3 separate regions of the Mus musculus genome follow, and all the other regions are linked to region 2. A link is a loop called in an ENCODE intact Hi-C map of the cell type or tissue named here. Cell type or tissue: heart. All regions are shown on one strand. Each heading gives the region's core, and the rest is flanking DNA. Links, peaks and the distances in the headings are about the cores only. Region 1 has its middle 33 kb from the start of Mospd1. Region 2 holds the start of Fam122b (family with sequence similarity 122, member B). Region 3 holds the start of Mospd1 (motile sperm domain containing 1).

The links. Hi-C counts contacts between places; a loop is a spot of excess contacts. Peaks named below come from ENCODE experiments on the same cell type or tissue, not always from the same donor. Only the 100,000 strongest peaks of a DNase experiment are listed, where the experiment ranks them.
Region 1: a loop joins it to region 2, with 2.5 times the contacts of the local background. A loop is called at or near these places in 6 of 42 quality-filtered maps.
Region 3: it touches region 2 in a loop (2.1-fold over the local background); 2 of 42 quality-filtered maps call a loop at or near these places.

What each region holds. Positions count from the first base shown.
Region 1 is chrX:53,334,147-53,340,592 of GRCm38, reverse strand. No RefSeq gene overlaps it. Among named protein-coding and RNA genes, the nearest start is that of Mospd1, 33 kb to the left of the region's middle. In heart, for the core only: a CTCF peak has its summit at 3,024 (motif pointing right); no DNase peak of the experiment used is centred there.
Region 2 is chrX:53,266,986-53,273,431 of GRCm38, reverse strand. Fam122b (family with sequence similarity 122, member B) reads left to right here and starts at 3,627. Exons shown (of 9, transcript NM_001166365.2): 1 at 3,627-4,556. The coding sequence starts at 4,459. It overlaps Fam122c (family with sequence similarity 122, member C), which reads right to left and starts at 8. Exons shown (of 8, transcript NM_028671.3): 1 at 1-8. In heart, for the core only: no CTCF peak of the experiment used is centred there; DNase peaks (open chromatin) are centred at 3,541 and 4,351; H3K4me3 peaks cover 2,464 bases; H3K27ac peaks cover 2,147 bases.
Region 3 is chrX:53,367,163-53,373,608 of GRCm38, reverse strand. It overlaps Mospd1 (motile sperm domain containing 1), which reads left to right and starts at 3,050. Exons shown (of 6, transcript NM_001290514.1): 1 at 3,050-3,187. In heart, for the core only: no CTCF peak of the experiment used is centred there; DNase peaks (open chromatin) are centred at 3,028, 3,618 and 3,868; H3K4me3 peaks cover 2,020 bases; H3K27ac peaks cover 1,893 bases.

The DNA.
Region 1 (6,446 bases), core at 911-5,910, 67 kb before region 2:
CTGTCGACCAAACATGAATCAAACTGCAAACTACATGTTATCCAAGAAGGAAGAGAAGATTTGCTATAGGCTCAAATAACTAGTAAATGCATTTAAAAGGCTATCAGGTCACTTTGGCATCATACAGGCAGGAAGGGCATGTGTTGAATGCCAACCACTTGAAAATTGCTTACAGGGAGAAAGGTATTTGAAAGGCTTGGACCTGGCTAGCCAATACAATGGGCCCTTTTGTTTGTGGATAGGTAGCTTTAGATAGATTAGATAGATAGATAGATAGATAGATAGATAGATAGATAGATAGATAGATAGATAGATATCTGGAAAAGGTAGAAAAAGTACGGAGTTAGGAGCATACTTCTGGAACTTATTAGGTCTCAAGAACCTTTATCTTCTAATCATAGGAGGAGATTAGGCCTTGCCTTCGCTTTTGATGCCCTAATGACTTGGGAGGCCTGTATTAGTGCATCAGCATGACCACTTGAGTTTGCAATAAGCTGATGTGATTATTAATTATCTTATAGCAGGATTCTGATGTTGTTCTCAGCTCAAAGCCCCAGGGACCCACTACAGGCAGTCTGCCCTCAAAAGCATCCCGGCATTTGTGCATGGCATGCACACACACACACACACACATACACACACTCATGTGTGCCCAGTTGGGTGATGAACCCTGATAATTGTATTGGTGATAGGCCACCACTAGAGTTTTGAATGACTTTTACAATCAAATAACCTGGATATAACTTAAGGTTGTGAAACCATAATCCTACTTTGTTTGAGACATCAGAGACTCGCTATGCATTTCCAACTTACCACTATACCTTGCTTAGGTGCCCTTATGAAGGAGATAAAATTCTGTTTGTTTGTTTGTTTCATTGTAAGATAGGTTCTCATGTGGTTCAGGCTGGCCTTTAATTTGCTATGTATTAAGGATGACCTGGAACTTCTTATGTCCCTGCCTCTACGTCTCTAGGGCTCTAGTGCCGTGACTGTAAGTACAAGTCACCTCATTTGCGTTATGCATCATTGGGAATTGAACTCAGTCCCGTGTGAATGCTAGCTATGCATTCTACCCACTATATTTCCAGCACAAGATTACATTCTATTTTAAATTCTATTTATTTTGTATGTGTATGTTCATATACATATGCATGTGAGTGCATCCATGCACACATACACATGTCTGGGCATAGGTATCGAGCTCAGAGACCAACATTGTCTCCTTTCACTGTGTGGGTCCTGAGTATGGAACTTTGGTTGTCAGGCTTGGCAACAGGTACTTGCTGAGCCATCGGGCTGGCCCAAAATTAAATTTTTAATGTGTCTTTTTTGCAATTTAAATGGCTATTTGGATAATTCGATGCCACATTTTAATTGATTTATTAATATCATATGGCCTTTTCCCTGTATTTCCAAATATAATGAACAATACTAAAAATTAAGTCAACGTACTAGAAAAAGGACACCAAAAACAAATGAAACCAAATCAACAACAAAGAACCCCTTAAGGTGAAATCCTGCAGACTTTGTAAGAGTGCTGGTGCAAGCTGATATTCCCAGAAGCACTTGGGAGGCTTAGGCAGAAGAGCATCCTTAGTTTGAAGTCAGACTTGTTTACATAGTGAATTCCAGGTGGATTTGGGCTAGAATAAGTCTTTGTATCAGAGAAAAACAAAACAAAATGAAATAGTGTCAGCTTTTTATTATATAGCTGTGCCATTTAAATTGTGTTGGGCCATATTCAGAGCTGTCCTGGGACACATGCAGCCATGGGCCTTAGGTCAGAGGTGCTTGCAAGAACTACTTTTCAGTATATTATTAATTCTGGAGAGATGGCTCAACAATTAAAATAATTAATTGTTTTGGGGGCTGGGTTTCTACTCACGGTGGCCCACGATCTTCTTAAGTTCCAGTTCCAGGGGATCCAATACCTTTTTTCTGGTCTTTGTGGGCACCAGGCATGCACAGAGTATGCACACATGTGCAGACAAAACACCCATACACATAATAAAAATTAAGAAAAAAGATCTATTTTTGTCTTTTTGAGACAGGGTTTCTCTGTGTATCCCTGGATGTCCTGGAACTCACTCTGTAGACCAGGCTGGCCTCGAACTCAGAAATCTGCCTGCCTCTGCCTCCCAAGTGCTGGGATTAAAGGCTTGCACCACCACTGCCTGGCTAAGTAAAACGTTTTAAATAAACAAAAGTTCAGGCAGGGTAAAATAGCTAAACACCTTTAATCCTAGAAATCCAGAGGTAAAGGCAGGTAGATCTCTTTTAGCTCAAAGCCAATCTGGTCTGCAAATCGAGTTCCAGGCCAGTCACTGCCACATAATGGGACTTGGTCTCAAAATTAATTAGTTAAAAATCCAAGAAGCCGAGGGCTGGAGAAATGGCTCAGTGGTTAAGAGCACCAACAACTTTTCCAGAGGTCCTGAGTTCAAATCCCAGCAACTACGTCGTGGTGGCTCACAACCATCTGCAATAGGGTCTGATGCCCTCTTCTGGTGTGTCTGAAGAGAGCAATGGTGTACTCATATACATTAAATAAATAAATCATTTTTTTAAAAATCCAGGAAACCAGACATGGGGAAAAAAAAGAGTCCTTACTATTCTTGGTAAGTGGCTGCATTGTATCCTAGCCCCACATTGGGCTGTTCACATCTGCCTGTCAGTCCAGCTCCAGGGGATCTAACACTGTCTTCTGATCTCCTTTGACGCCCTTGGTGCTTGCGCGCGCGCGCGCACACACACACACATACACACACACACACACACACACACACACACACACACACACCACATTTAAAAATAAAACAAATCTTTAGAAACCGAGTATTGTGAACATTGTATTTTAACAATGCCCTGATCACTGTATTTTCTCCTTAAAACCTTTACACTGACATTTTAAGTTCCCCTTTGATTGCAGTGATTATCTTTGTAAAGACATAAAAGCCTTTATTGTCTGTCCATCTTTGGAGGTAAGGAAACCAGGGCTCTAAGAATTCACATCACTAGCTCTCCACAAGAGGGCCTCACAGTAAGTGCAGGACAAAGCCAACACCAACAAGCTGACCATGCTAGCAAACTGGCTACAATGTCAGCACAGGAAGGGCCACACATAGGATCCCAAATAAACCAAGGCAGCCAAGGATGTAGGAAATGAGCATTGTTCTGGAAGGCAAGGGAGTTCTTAACAAGAAAGTAGAGAACTGGGCCTGATTTCCAGGACTGAAAGTCTCCTCTGAGGCAGATGCTGGCTCCTCTACTTCTGGCCCTGGCTGTTTAGGGAGCCAGTAGTCTGAAGTCATTTTTCTAAAGGGTACCACTTTGTTGTTGTTTTTTTAATTTTTAAAAGTTATTGTGTGTATGGATGCTTTGCCTACAGCTATGTTTGTCTGTGAGCACATGTATATAGCACTAGTAGATTCGAGAAGATGGAGCCTGATCCATTGGAACTAGAGGCATAGACAGCTGTGAGCCACCATTGTTGGTGCTGGCTATTTAATGCAGGTTCTTTGGAAGAGCAGCTGGTGCTCTTGACCACTGAGCCATCTCTCTCTAGCCCAGTTCAGCACAGCACATCTTAAAGGTCCTGAGCCTGGCTTTGTCTATGCACTGCTGTTAAGGTAAGGAAACCCTGGAGTTCTTTGTGATGAGGATGATAAATTAGGGCCAAATGTAATGATGTAAAAAAAAAGTAAAGAAACAAATAAACAAAAAACAGCCCAAACGAGAGAGAGAGAGAGAGAGAGAGAGAGAGAGAGAGAGAGAGAGCAGGTAGTTAATTCAAATTCATTCCAACCATGGGATAACCAGGGCTTCCCTTTGGCTTTCTCCTTCCAGTCTTTGCATGACTTGGGGTCCTTTCCTATAAGCTGTCCTACTCAGACAATTCCTTACAAGGTGCTGTTCCATGTAGATCACCTCAGAGGATGACTCTTGCACTCTCACAATACACCTAGAAATTCATATCACCTTAGGTACCACAGTCAGTCATTCTAGAAAACTCCAGTTGCTGGAGGCCACATGAGTTTGCTTGTTTGTGAAAGAATTCTGGAATTTCCTGTGAGCCTTCCAGGCTTCCTGATCCTCAAACCTTTCTACTAGGTAAAAGGAACAGAAAAGGAGACATTTGAGATTATAGACACCCACTCTGAAATCCACCACTCTAGCACCTGGGAGGAGGAGGCAGGACGATCAATAGTTCAAGTCACCATTGGCTCCATAGTAAGTGCCAGGCCAACGTGGCCTAAATAAAACTAAGTTTCAAACAAACAAGCAAGGAAACAAACAAACAAGCAGTATTCACTCCTCTGAGAGCCTCAAATGGAACCAAATACTGAATAAGAGCCTGACACCATCTGCCTTCATTTTGTGTCTGTCACCTTTACTCAGGCTAAAGGTACAGAGATAAGTCTTTGTCTTGAATCTCTAATCAGCTTGGATTCTAGAAGGAAAAAAAAATCTCACAGAATAGACCTCTGCCCAGTTAGGGACAATACTTCTTGATGATGTGACCTTCTGGGGCAGAAGGACCAGATTGCTGCCCTCAAGCCAAGACTACAATAGGAGCTTTGAGCACCTTGGAGAAGCAGAACTGAGACAACAATCAACCAGACTTCAGCATGACTGGGACAGCTCATTTCCACATGTCTCCTGTCCCACTTCATTCTCTACTCAAACTGAAAGCTCACACCCCCTCACCCAAAGGCAGGCTTTGGAATCAGTAGACTCTTCTATCTAGTGCTCCTTCCAATCCATCCTGAATAATATCCTTTCTCTCCTTTTCACCATGCCCCATCTCTTTAGTTTGCATATTGTGGATGCTTGGCAATATCTAGCTTGCTTTTCAGGGGAGAAGCTTTTGTGGCCTCTAAACTCCAGCTCCAAAAGGACTCTGTGAGACAAGAATATCAACATGTGAGAAGGCATTTGTAGCAGTTAAGCTAAATAAAGATAAGGATTTTGCTAATTACAGAGGAAATGGACAGGAAGAGTGTCCTTGCTCTAAATATTTGGGGAAACTCATCAACAATCCTAGAATGTCTGAGCAGGCTCTGGCTTTGTAAGTGGAGTTTTAGGGTAAAGGTCTAGGCACTGCTGACCTCAGCAAGCTAGACTTGGCCACCCTTTCCCAACATGCCAATTCAAGATAGAAGTAATATTGAAAAGCAGAGCAGGATTTAGGCAGTGTGGTCACACTGGGAAGAAGTACAAATAATGAGCCTTAATTTCAAAGTCACTGATGTCAGGTTTAGGTTCAATCCCAGACAAGACAAATTCCTAATTAAGCAGTCTTGATCAAGGTGTGATCCTGTTCAATGTTCACTCATTGTCTCGGCTGACTCTCCTAAGTCTGTTCAGATAAGTTGTCAGAACTGTGTGAAATCCCTTACTGGGTAGTACTCAAGTCTCATCCATTACTTTATCTATCCAGATTTTATCCATCCAGCATGAAATTTGGAATTTCTGGGAAAATTTGTGTTCTCTCTCTGTCTCTGTCTTTGTCTCTGTCTCTCTCTCTCTCACACACACACACACACAGAGACATACTCACACATGGAGAGGTAGAGAGGGAGGCACAAGTTTCTCTCTTTAGACCATCTCCCTTCTTGACAGGACACTTGCGAATTTGTATATGCAGCTGGCTTTACATTCAGCATGTACACTGCAGAAGGGGTGGGTGCTGAGCTGGATAGGTCATACCACTGAGCCTGAGATTCTGTTAAAACTAGATCTGATGATCCATTTTCTTGAGGAAACTAACCTTGGGGGGTGGGGGCGGCAGTGTTGGCTTTTGAAATATGTTATCATTATGTACCCCATGCTAGCCCTGAATTTCTTGTACCCCTGGCTCAGCCTGAGTGCTAGGGTGATAGGTTTGTGAAAACACACTAGAAATTTTACTTTAAAGTACCAAAAGTATAGAAATGGAGAATAAAGTAGTAGCAGGGGTTTGGAATAGTGGAGGTGTGGGAAGGCTACAAAGGGGCATGAGGGAGATCCTTGTGGCGAGGGAATAGCTCAATATTTTGATTACATTGGTAGCCCCACAAAAGTATACATGTAATAAGAAGATGGGACAGAAGTTGATATATATTGTGCCAATGTCAAGTGTTTTAGCATTTTTAGCATGCATAGTTATGAGAAATGGATTTAATGAGGAAGACTGGGTAAAGGGAAACTTCTTGGAAATCTATACTTTATTTCAAGATTAAATGTTAAGAAGAGAATGCAGGAAGATGGCTCAGTGTATACTGGGAGCTTGCTGGCCAGACAGTTCAGCCAAAATGACAAGCCCTAGGTTAAGTCACAAGGCCTGTCTCAAAAACTAAGGTAAAGGGACGGAGATGACTCAGCCTTTAAAGAGAAGTTCTGAGTTTAGCTCCCAGCAGCCACATTGGGTAGCTCACAGGCTATTGCAAATCCAGCTCCAGGGGGTC
Region 2 (6,446 bases), core at 527-5,526:
CATCTGTTAAAGCTGCCCCCCAGAAGTGTCATAATCAGCTCTCTATTTGCTGGGTTCCCATAGCAACCTTAAAGTAACACTTCAACCTTTAGTTCCCACAAGAGTAAGCCAACAAGAAGTAAATACCTGGTCACAAACCACAAATAGCCCATTCCTCTTAAAAGATTGATATTAAAGGCAACAAAAACTAGGTATACACTGATGGTATGAATAAAATAGGACGTGGGGACTACCATTAAGCATGTACTGCTCCAACTTCAGTTCCCAACACTCACATCAGGCTGGTCACAACTATCTGTAAGGTCAGCCCTGAGGGAACAGATATCTCTGGCCTACTCACCACGTGAAAACACACACACACACACACACACACACACACATAAATGAAATATCAAACATTATAAACTATTGCTATTGCTCCTACTTACCTTCCAGAACTTGATGGTAAGATCCTAATCTCAAAAATACTACATACTAGAATCAAATAACATGGGGCAATCGATCTGGTACTAGCTTTCATAGTGTTGGAAGGTACTATGAATATTACTAAGGAAGAAATATAATCATTATTTCTACCCAACAGGGAATGTTCAGCCTGGCAAGATATGCTCACTGGTACAATAGAAATTGTACCTGTTCAGTCTGAATGAGAGTACTCTGCATAAACTCATATGTTGAATACTTGGTCTTCAGTTAGTGGAAGTATCTTGGAAGGATTACAAGGAAGGATTACCTTAGTGGAGGCAATGGTGTGTCACTTGTGGAAGGCTTTGAGCCTCCAAAAGACTTTAACTGTCTTAGTTACTTTACTATCGTTGGACCCAAACACTACAATTTAGACAACTTATATAAAAGAAAGCTTTTAATTGGGCTTATAGTTTCAGAGAGTTAGCATCCATGATGGTGGGACAAAAAAACATGACAACAGGTAGAACTCTGAGCTCACACCTTGATCTGAAAGAAGGAGACAGAACACACTGGGAATGGGTACAGTATTTTGAAAGTCAATGTCATTCTCATACAAACCACCACATTCCACTTCCCATTCTTCACTGGCTCATGGCCATATTTTCATTCAAAATGCGTTTAGTCTAACTTCAAAAGTCCCAATAGTTTTTCAGTCTCAATACTGTTTAATGTCTAAAGTTCAAAGTCTCTCTGAAACTCAAGGCAATCTCCTTAATTGTAACACCTATACAATAAAAAAGCAATAAGTAAGTAAGTAAGTAAGTAAGTAAAATTGGCTCTATAAGCTAGGACCTGAAATCTTCAGCAATAGAATCTTACCATCACGTTTTAGAGACTAGTAAGGAGCAAAGGCAGTAGCATGCAGTGTTTTGTTTGTTTGTTTGTTTGTTTGTTTTGTTTTTTTGTTTTTAAATATTTTTATTAGATATTTTCCTCAATCACATTTCCAATGCTATCCCAAAAGTCCCCCATACCCTCCCCCCCACTCCCCTACCCACCCACTCCCACTTTTTGGCCCTGGCATTCCCCTCTACTGGGGCATATAAAGTTTGCAAGTCCAATGGGCCTCTCTTTCCAGTGATGGCCGACTCTAGGCCATCTTTTGATACATATGCAGCTAGAGTCAAGAGCTCCGGGGTACTTTCTCTAGCTCCTCCATTGGGAGCCCTGTGATCCATCCAATAGCTGACTGTGAGCATCCACTTCTGTGTTTACTAGACCCCAGCCTAGTCTCACAAGAGACAGCTATATCAGGGTCCTTTCAGCAAATTCTTGCTAGTGTATGCAATGGTGTCATCGTTTGGAGGCTGATTATGGGATGGATCCCTGGATATGGCAGTCTCTAGATGGTCCATCCTTTTGTCTCAGAGTAGCATGCAGTGTTAGAGAGTTCATCTTTCTTTGTTTGTGTTGTTTTATTTAAGAAAGTTTCAGATTTTTTTTCTATGTAACTCAAGCAGACCTGAACTCACAATCCTCCCACCTTAGCCCCTACTACTGAGATGTTTTTAATGCAGCTGGAAAACAGAAGGACATGGTTGTTGTGAGGGGCTTTGTGAATCTTTACTAGTTCAGAGTTTTGCACAACCATGAGTCATTTCTTTGGTTAAATAAACTCCGATAAATTTAATTTGCCTAATGTCTTTAAATTTTAAATTTTCAATCAGCTCAATTAAAGAGTAAACACGATTAAATAACTTTTACCAAGAAAATAATAGAGAATCTATCCAAAACTTCTTTGTACATCTTCGCAATATGGCCAGCAAGATGGATCGTGAGGATAAGGGAGTTTCCTGACAAGCCTGACAACTTGAGTTTAACCCTTGGGACCTACATGGTGAAGTAGATTGGCTTCCTCCAGTTGTTTATTTAGCTTCAGATGTGGGCCATACCATCCATATACACAAAACAAACAAATAAATACACAAATTCACATTTTATAATCAGAAAGCATAAATGTTGAGGTGTAAAATGACAATTGTATAGGTTAACTTTATTATGGAGCAACCAAATTGAAGAGAAAATTATTTTTGCTAGATAGAAAAAAAAAGTAGTGTGTGTGTGTGTGTGTGTGTGTGTGTGTGTGTGCACGCACGCTAAAATAGAACATTGGACCCATTTGAGCTGAAATTCAGTGTGGTTGTGAGCCACCAGACGTGGATGGTTGAAACTGAACTCCTGTTTTTTACAAGAGCAGCAAATGCTCTTAACCACTTATAGGCGCTTAAGCACTGCTTGAGATGGATGCTGAGAACTCAGCTCAGGTCTTCTGGAAGAGCAACAAGAGCTCTCAAACATTCTCTAGCCATCTCTCTAGCCCTGTTTTGCTAATTTTCAAACCAATTTCGTAACTATTATATTTCCCATACTTTGTAATTTTGGGTGATTGAAAAGTATCTAGGAAGAGATATTTGTGTGGTTAAGATGAGATGATTTAATATTTTTTCAGTTGTTATAATACTTCCTTGCATGTAGTAAGTGCCATGAATGTTTTTAAAATTAATTTCAGCTGTCACATGCATCATATTATGATTGCTAGAATCTCCATAAGCCTTGGAAAGAAAACAAATCTTTTATTTTTGTCTAATGGAGCTGAGGAATTTAGTAAAGGGGGGGGGGGGCTGAAGAGATGATGGCTCAGAGGTTAACGGTGCTTGCTGCTGCTACAGGAGACTCGAGTTCTAATCCCAGAACCCATGTTGAGCAGTTCACAACGGCCTTCAACTGCCGCTCCAGGAGATCCAATGACCTCTCTGACCTCCATGGGAATGCACGCATGCACGCACGCGCATATTCCCACACAAAGACTTTCACATAAAAAAATATTTAAAGTGCCTGTGGATCACAAAGGTCAGAATACAAATTTGTAGTGAAATAACGTGAAAATCGCTTTCACTTGAATATTAGTCCAAACTACTAAAAACTGAGGCTTCAGTCTCCAAACTATTGGCTCTTTTCGAAATACGGCGCCAGGGTTCCCGGACCAATGCCACGCAGGAAGATTTTGGGCCCCCCTGGAAACGCCCCGCCCCTTTGAAGGCGGGTTGCGGAGAGAGGCTATTACGCCTGCGCCTTGGCCCCAGGATCATTGGAGCAGCCGTAAGGCGCATGCGCAGTGCCCAATGGGCGACAAGATGCGGAAGAGCTGGCCCCTCGGAGGCTCCCATTTCTGAAGCGTGGGAGGCAAAAGAGGCGGCAGGTTATAGAAATCAATTTGAGCTCCAGAGGGTCCCGCGGGTCATTAGAGCCAATAAGAGATAGAAGCAGCGCCGCGGTGGTGCAGAGGGCCGATCCCTTTTCTGAGTCGTGCAGGCGGGCAGGGACCAGGGAGTGAAAAGCGCCATCCCTGCGCTGAGGGGCCCCGGGGACCGGGGCCCAGAGCATGGCGGACTGGACAGAGACCCTGAGCATGTGGAGGTGGGGCAGCCGAGGCCGCCTGGCCAGCTGTCAAGTCCTCATTGCTAGCGCTGCAAAGGCAGCCTCTGTAAATGTAGCCGAGCCGCGCTTGCGGTCCTAGGCGGGAAAAATGACAGCTTGAGTTCTGCCACTGCCTAGTTTCCTCCCCTTTCTTCTCCTGTGCTTCCACATTCTCCCTCCTCCTCTTTTCCCATCCCTGTGCCCCTTCACCCTGACCTTTTTCCTCCTTTCCCACTTCTATGCTCTTTCATTAGTGCTATGCCCTGCATTTCCATCTATCCTTTATCAACCCCTGTGCCTCTTTTTCTTTCTCCCACCTTTGTCTTTCCTCCATCCCCTTTTTCATCCTGTCACCCTCCCAACACCAGCTCTATATCCTCCTCCGCCCGCCCTCCACATCCTTCCTCATCTGCATCCTCCTCTCCTACTTTTCTCCGCCCTCGCTCCCAAGCCTCCGCCCATTAGCCCCCGCCCCCAGCTGCCAGTCCCCAGCAGCTCAGTCCTGCAGTGAGTCCATAGCAAAGCACCAGGAGCCGAGAGCACTGCCGGCTGTGTTGCCTAGCAAGTATCCGAATGGCTCAGGAGAAAATGGATCTGGATTTTGAGGCTGACACATCTGAGGGGGCCACCCTGAGACGGTCCAACAGTGCTCCCCTGATCCATGTGCTCAGGTGAGCTGGACTGGGGAGGACGGAGTGTGGGGATCAGAGGTTTGTCCCTGGGCAAGAAGTCTTCCTTCCCGAAAGTGCCAGTTCGAGTTCATCTAGACTCCAAACTGAGGGGTTGAGGTCTTATTTTCTTAATAGTGACTTGGTTTCCTAGATGGAGGGAAAGTTTGACCTCACACTCTGGCCATGTCTGAGAAAGGGACCCTCCCTGTACCTGGGGGGGCCTTGCTGTGCAGTTCTAAAAGAGAATGTACGTAGTAGAAACCTGGCTCAGCTGACAGGTTGCTTGCCCTGGCTTATTTCCATCAGGGCAAATCAGGCTGAATCCCCTGAATTAGGCTTGTAACTTGACGCCTGTCTCTAAGAGGTGCTGTTTCTAAGCTGAGTTTAGGAACCCTGGCATTAACAGAGGTTTGCTTTAAGAAATCACAGTTTATCTAATAACTTGGGATTCCATGGTGTGGTCGTATCCTGTTAAGTGATTTGGATTTGTTACAGTGTTTATAGTTTTTGAAGCTGCCTGAAATGCGTTATAATGGAAAAAAAAGGAGAGAGAGAGAAGGTTTCTAGCTTAAGTCAGTCAAACACAGGTTTGAGAAAATAATGGGGAAAATCACTCCTTTAATTTTAGTGACAAGATATTGTGTTTTTGTATGAACAAGACAGCAGGGAGTTTCAGGTGGAAGCTTGTGATGGTGAAGGCTGGTTGGCTCGCCTAAATGAACTATTGTATTCCACTTTTGTAAGTAGACAATTCTTCTGAGGTCAATTTCGAGACCCCACAGAGAGGGCATTAATTCAGGACAGAGCAGAGGATGGGAGTAATATTAGCCCCAAACCTTTCTTCAAGCACAGTTGAAGACTTGATAATGCTTTGCCTCCAATTGAACTGATTATAACATCTGTCTTTGACAGAGAGGCAAGTACATTTTTCCCCTAGATTTAAATACGATTTTGAAGCCGAGGGAATGATGACGTGACTGATGATGTTGTCCATGGTATCATCAAGGGGTTTTGGGGTATTTAAGGGGAAGCTGTGCCCTTTGTCTCTCGTGGATACCCCACCTTCTCTCTCCTTGTCTTGCGAAAGTCTGGTAAACAAGCCATTGCTAAGGCCTTGGGCTGTCCCACTGACCTGCATTTAGACAATTGAGGAAAAAACCCACTGTTTTGTGAACCACAATTTAAGTAATTACTTGAAAGATAGCATGATGTGACAGACAAGAGGAGAAGAGACCAGGCCTGGTCTCAGTTGTCACCAACTAGCTGTGCTAATGAGTGAGTGAGTTAACCTTTTCATGTCTGTTTTCTCTTTAAAATGAGAATAGTGGAAATAGGGATTGTCAGTGGTCTCTTAGAGCCCAGCACAGTTCAGTTTTGAAAATCCTTGAATTCTTATTACAGGCAAAACAGACTGCTAGACACTTAGTGATATTATACAAAGATGAATAAAGCACCTCTCCTGAGTAACTTAATATGCATTTGCATGTATTTTCCATTTCTTTCCTTTGATCGATTTTCTACTTGTGTTGTTATGCTGGGGAACCCCTTTCTTTATTAGAAGGTGGGCTTGGTATGTAGCTGTTTGGTAGTGCTTGTCTGCTTAGCATGTGTAAAGTCATGACTTTGCCACAGGAACATACAGATATATTTACCATACTGACATGGTGGTATATCTCGAGGTAGACCTTTAGATAGGGATATACAAGGTTTTTGTTTTTTTGTTTTTTTGTTTTTTTGTTTTTGTTTTTGTTTGAGACAGGGTTTCTTTGTGTAGCCCTGGCTGTCCTGGAACTCACTTTGTAGACCAGGCTGGCCTCGAACTCAGACATCCGCCTGCCTCTGCCTCCCAAGTGCTGGGACTAAAGGCGTGCGCCACCACACCCCGCTATA
Region 3 (6,446 bases), core at 720-5,719, 100 kb before region 2:
ACTCACTCTGTAGACCAGGTTGGCCTCAAACTCAGAAATCCACCTGCCCCTGCCCCTGCCCCTGCCCCTGCCTCCCAAGTGCTGGGATTAAAGGCGTGCACCATCACTGCCCGGCTGTGATAGCTATTTTTGGTTGTCAACGTGACTACATTTGGAATGAACTACAATCCAGAAATGGAGGGCACACTTGTGATCCAGATCTTGAGGCATAGTGGCCATGAAAAGTTTAGGCCCAGGCAAGGTAGTATACACTTTTAATCCCAGGAGACAGGCAAGCAGATCTCTGAGTTCAAGGCCAGCCTAGGACAAAGCAAGTTCCAAATCCAGGTGTGGTGGTACACACTCTTAATCTGGGCCATGCCTTCTGCTGGAAGCCTACACAAGGACAATGGGGAAAAAAAAGAAGTGTTTGTGCTTTGTTGTTTTGCTTGCACTTACTTGCCAGCACAGACAATTGAAGCCACTTCTTCAGGATTCCAGTTTATACAGAAGACAAGCCCTCTAAGCTCAGAGACCATTTACCTTCTAAAGTTTACAAATGCAAAGCCTTTCCTTTGTTCTGTGGGTGGCTGCAGGACTGTCACCATATTCCAGCTTCCCCTCAGCACATCTCCCTGCCCACTTTGGCAAAAGACTTTATGTCACAAACAATGCATAAGGTTTGAAATGATGAGGGGCCTGAACCATAGGAATCAAAAAGCCCCCCCCCCCAAAAGAAAAGTAGTATATCTGCCTAGAAACTCAATCAATGTCGGTGGCACCATATACTTTTCTACACTGGCTTCTCAGATGAGCTCTATCAGTTATGTCTTCCACAACCACATATTTTACCACAAACCAGTCTGACCTGCAAGAGGAGTACAAGCTTTGGTCCTTTTGCAATGTTTGGCTGCCTAACCAGTTTATTTGCAAAAACAACACTTGGTCAGGTCAAGATGGAGAGCTGTGCTAGTGAAGAAAGAGTGACTGTCATACGAAGCCTTGCTTGGAGTCCTTTCTGGGCCTACTTAGGATTTCTGATGCAATAGAGGCAAAGTATCACATATAATTAAATTGCATACTGTCTTAGTCAGGGTCTCTATTCCTGCACAAACATCATGACCAAAAAGCAAGTTGGGTTGGGGAGGAAAGAGTTTATTCAATTTACACTTCCATGCTGCTGTTCATCACCAAAGGAAGTCAGGACTGGAACTCAAGCAGGTCAGGAAGCAGGAGCTGATGCAGAGGCCATGGAGGGATGTTCCTTACTAGCTTGTCTGTCTACAAGAGATGACTATTTCATAGTTATCATTCCCCATTACTTTGAGTCTTCATTAGGATCATCTTCATAGATCCCAGGAAGTTACCACTGCTCTTGATTTCCACATTTCCCCCTTGATCACTAATTGAGAAAATGCTTTACAGTTGTATGTCATGGAGGCATTTCCTCAACTGAAGCTCCTTCCTCTGTGATAACTCCAGCTGTGTCAAGTTGACACAAAACTAGCCAGTACATATACGAATGTATTGTAGAAGGGGCACGATGCTGGAAGCAATGGCCTCTTCTGAGGGAATAGGACATGGTTACCTATATCAGGAAGAATTGCAAAACAGAATTAGCAGTGTTCTTTGCTAGTAGAATAGGGGTCAACAGTTTTTATGAAAGCGTCTGGTGGATTTAGTGGTACATGCCTGTAATCCCAGCATGATAGGAGGATCACTGCAAGTTAGAACCATCTTGGCCTCCATAACGTGTGTCAGACCAGCTAGCGCTATAGTCAGGCCACGTTTCAGACAAACAAATAAGACATGTCGTTCTTATGGAAGATTCTGAAAGGTTAGTTGGGAAAGTGACATTTCCCCTGGATCCTGAAAGATAGGTGTTCAAAAGACAGATAAGAGCATTGCACAAAGTCTGTGAGTAAAGGTCTCAGAGCCTAGGGCCCAAGTGATATCTACTGTTATAGACCCATTGATTAAGAGTAATGAGGAAGGTTTTGGGTCTTATACTTGTGCAGAGGGTACCCTTGGACCGTATTGTTCCTTTTTGAACATAATTAAGTTTGAATTTTGAAGTGTTTTCCATTTCATTTACTTTTCTTTTTTGAGACAGGGTTTCTCTATCCTGGCTGTCTTGTGTCCAGCACACTGGGTCTTGCTAGGTAGGCCAGGCTGCTGAGATATGAAGTCCTTGGGGTCTTTGGGACTTTGCCCCTTTGGTGCTTGACTTAACAGTTGTCCATTGTTCCTAGCCGAAAAGTCTTTTCTCTCTCATTTGTTGTTTGCTTGGTGTTGAGATGGGGTCTCATATATAAGCAGGCTGGCCTCAGTCTCAAAGATCTACTGCTTCCCCTTCTAAGTGCTAGGATTAAAGCCCTGTAGCAGCATACCTGCCTGAAAGACTCTAAGAATAGAGTACAGACCTGAGAATAGAGATTTCCCCTTTAAAAGTCAATTGTTATTTTGTAACTCAAATTTGTCTTAACTCAGGATCCTCCTGCCTCAGCCTTTGAATACTGGGATTATAGTCTTGTTCTACCATGCCAGGCTTGAAAAGCTTTAAGTAGAACAGCAGGGTCACCTATACCTTAGACTGAGCCAACTGGATTGCTGTCTGGGCAATAGTTTAGACAAAGTAACAGTAGAAAGAATGAATCCAAATAGGAAGCTACTGTAGCAGCATGAACAAATCCTGAACAGTCTGCTTTGCGCCGATGATAGAGTGGAGAAAGAGAGCTAGTGCTTAATACAGAGTCTCAGAGGAAGAGTCACAAGCCTTGGGTATTCATTGTATGGAATGCATTCTGAGTTGGGGAGAGGAGTGAATGAGGCAGACGTCAAAGGTCACCACCAAATGAGTGCAAAGAGATTGCACTCAGAGAAAGCCTCTAATCCTCTGGGGGCGGGTGAGGGGGGCGGAGGAAAAGGAGGGGCGGCCAGAGGACAAAGGAAGTAGTTTGAAGCATAGAGAAGGAAGAAACCCCAGAAGCCAGGTGGCAACACAGAAGCCCCGCCCCCGGCTAGACCCCGCCCCGGGCCCGCCTTTCCTTCCTCTTCTCACCCACCCCCCAGTTGCGACTCATCCTCCTGGGCGGGGAGAGGTGGCAGTCGAGTCCTCCCATATCCCAGCAGGCAGTGCAGTCTGGAGACTCTGACAAAGGAGCAGGGAGCAGTCGCAGCTGCTTTCCGAGGAGCCAGTGTTGCTGAGGTGAGAGTCCCTCAATGTCCCGTCACCCACTTTCTCTGACTTGCGGGGAAGACATGGAACTTACATGGCTGAGACCTCCCCCTCCGGTGTAGACAATGCCAGTACCCGTAGCCAGAGCTTGGCTCTGTGACTGACAGCAGGGCTGTTCAGTGCCGGGCTAAGGTGGGTGGCGGGGACCGGGCAGCGGGTCCACCGTTCTTGGACTGTTGGTGGCCCTTCTGCAGGGTCTCCAGGGCCAGCAGAGTTGTGTAGCTACCCCTGCCTAGACGAAGGCAGCCTCCGAAACCTCCCGCTGCCTGCCCGACAAGAGTTCAGTTGCCTTGGGGATGCAGCTCTAGGGACAACTCTTTGGCGGACATTGCCTGGAGGGCTGTGGGAGGGAAGTCAGTCGACTACCTAGTTTGGGATGACCCTGTCCTCGCCCTTCCTGCAGTTCAGCCGTTCCCCCCCGCGAGCAACTGGACGGAAACGGGGCGGGGGGCGACCGGAGCCAGGCGTCCCAGGATGGCTTTGCCTGAAGGGGCATGAAGGAAAGTAGAGAGACTGGGAGGGAGGGTGGTTGGTGGTCGAAGCAAGTATCTTCTTGGAATTACATAGGGGAGAAAGGAGGTAAGTGGCCTGTATCCTTACCCCTCCCTGGACCTCTGCACAGATCCTGATGGTTGCACCAGCTGCTCAGCTGTAAACAGGCTCACATGACCAGTTTCACATGGAGCCGGGTAGTGTGGAGATAGGGCTGTAAAGGCTGGGCCCCAAGCAGGTGGGGCTGGTCTTAGGCAGGAAGGTTTTAGCCCCTCCCTAGACCTCAGCCCTTAATCTTCTGCTGTTTCCCTCTGGGGAAAGTAACTGACATTTGTCTTTCTCTCACTGAAGTAGCATTGCTGTGCTAGTAGAATGGAAGGAAAGTTCACTTGGGAAAGCCACAGGGCAAGTAAGAAGTGCAAAGGGTCCTAGTATTTTGTCCTTTAAGGACATTTTAAGAGAAAGTAACCCTGAAAAAAAGTTCAAGTTCCTAAATTTTGCCTAAAAGGCAGTCCTGTTCTATTGGAACACTTTTTGTTTTTAATGTGAATTCCAGACAGGAGAAAGTCTACTCTTTTCGGGAAAGGCACACATGGGATTTAATACATTCTTAGTGACGAAAATCTTGTCCACACTTCCTGTAAGTATTAGGAAAGCTCTTTGTGTATAAAATACTACAGTCAGGAAATTGAGTAAGGAGTAGACAGCCAGCTTTTCAATTACACGTATATTTCATATATTTGGTATAGATCGGTGGTAAGTTTGGAGAACAGGAAACATGGCCAAATGTGTCTTTAAAATTTTTCAGTCCGTATTCTCAAACAGGATGTGAGATTAAACTGGTTTTTGAGGGATATGTAGAACTCACAGTGCAATAGAGGTTTCCTGCCGTGCCAGGACACTTGAAATTTTCGAATTTTTCAAATTTAAAGGGGGTTTTGGTAGACCCCCTTTACATGTAGTACACACTTGAGTGTAATGTGCAATATTCTATAGTAGAGTACTAATAGGCAAAGGCATGTTTAGTCTCAGATATTTTATATTTTTTCTCATAGAGGATTTACATGCAAATTCACCATCTGAAAACATAAAACAAACTACAAAAGCCATCCCATTCCTTCCTTAAGCCTAATAAAGACACTCACTGGGCTGAATGTATTGGCATAGCCCTTTAATTCCAGTACTCAGGTGGCAGAAGTAGGAAGGTGAATTTCTGTGAGTTCTAGGCTAGCCAGGTCTACATAGTGAGATGTCTCAAAATATTGCTACCCTCCTCCAACCTTTAAAAAAATGGTTCAAGATAAGATGGATAGTCTCTGGAGTTCTGCATGTGAGTTCCAGGACAGCCAGAGCTACATACATACATACATATATAAGCACATGACATGTATGCACACACAAAAGCAAAAAGAGAGGGTTTAAGATAGAAAATTGAGAACATTTTAATCTTCCCTAAAAGCAAAGAAGATAATGAGTGATATTGTAAAGGCTGTCTTGTCACCCCTTAACTGTCTGGAGAATCTTTACTTACAATAAATATATTAAGCGATTTATTTCTTAAATGTTCTAGATTTCCTCATCTTTATTATGAGGATTTGTTTTAATCTCTATGGACCTCAGTAGCTCTCAGGCTACCAAAGAGTATACAGTTTGGATGGGGGTGGGGAAAGGAGTTGAGACAGTCTTACTATGAATCCTCGGCTAGCCTGGAACTCATTATGTAGCTCAGGCCTGCTTCAAAGTCTAGACAGTTTGTCTGTCACAGGCTTCCAAATGTTGGGGATACAGGTGTGAGGCACCATGCCTGTAAAGTGTGCAATTTTTGACAGATAACTACTTTTGGACAAATGTGTTGGCCAAGTAAAGCAAGAGGTAGCTATGTAGAATCATGATAGAAATGCAAGTTGTATCCTGGAAGAGTCTCTTGGCAAGTGGCTCTATGGGATTTGGGGGCCTGCCTAGTCTACATTGTGAGTACCAGACCACCTGGGTTACATACTGAAACTCTTGTCTCAAACAAACAAACAAAAAAAGATTCTCAGGAGGTAAACTAGTCATTTAGGTTGACCTGTACCTGTCTTGCTTTTCATCAGGTAATTGAAGATGGCCCCAGCTAAATCATACCTCCCAAATTAGAAATAACAGCTCTGCTAGGCTCTCTTGACCTTCAGGGTGTAGCCCAAAGTCTAATTCTTTCAGTTCAGTTCAAGCTTCTTCTAGAATTAAGCGGGTTCTGCGATTTTAGTGATTGGGATGGGTAACTTCACGTTGACCCAGGCCTGGCTTTGATCACCTGAACCAGTGCTTGGATTTCAGCTTTTTCAGAACTTGTTTGTGTCAACACATCCTGATACCATCAGTCTTAGATTGGTTCTTGCCAACTAAACTCACAGAAAATGTGAATATGTTAATATGTCAACCTACTGGCTTACAATGAGTGGCAGAAAAGCCAAGTATACCAGAAGGGTCATGTCTAAACTAAGAGAACCTTTGCTCTTGACTTTAAAGAACCACATAGGAATTGCTTCCTCCTCCTTTTTTCTTGGGTCTATTGATTGATAGATTCAACAGGATGACAGCTTTTATGTAAAATCCACTGCAGTGACACATTTGTATGACTGCACTTTAGTCACCTGATTGACCTTTGGTCACTGAAAACATCTCTTACATCTGACTCCATTCCTACTGCCTTAGCCTCTGCTTACATCATCTTCTCAAACCATAGTCACCCAACAAT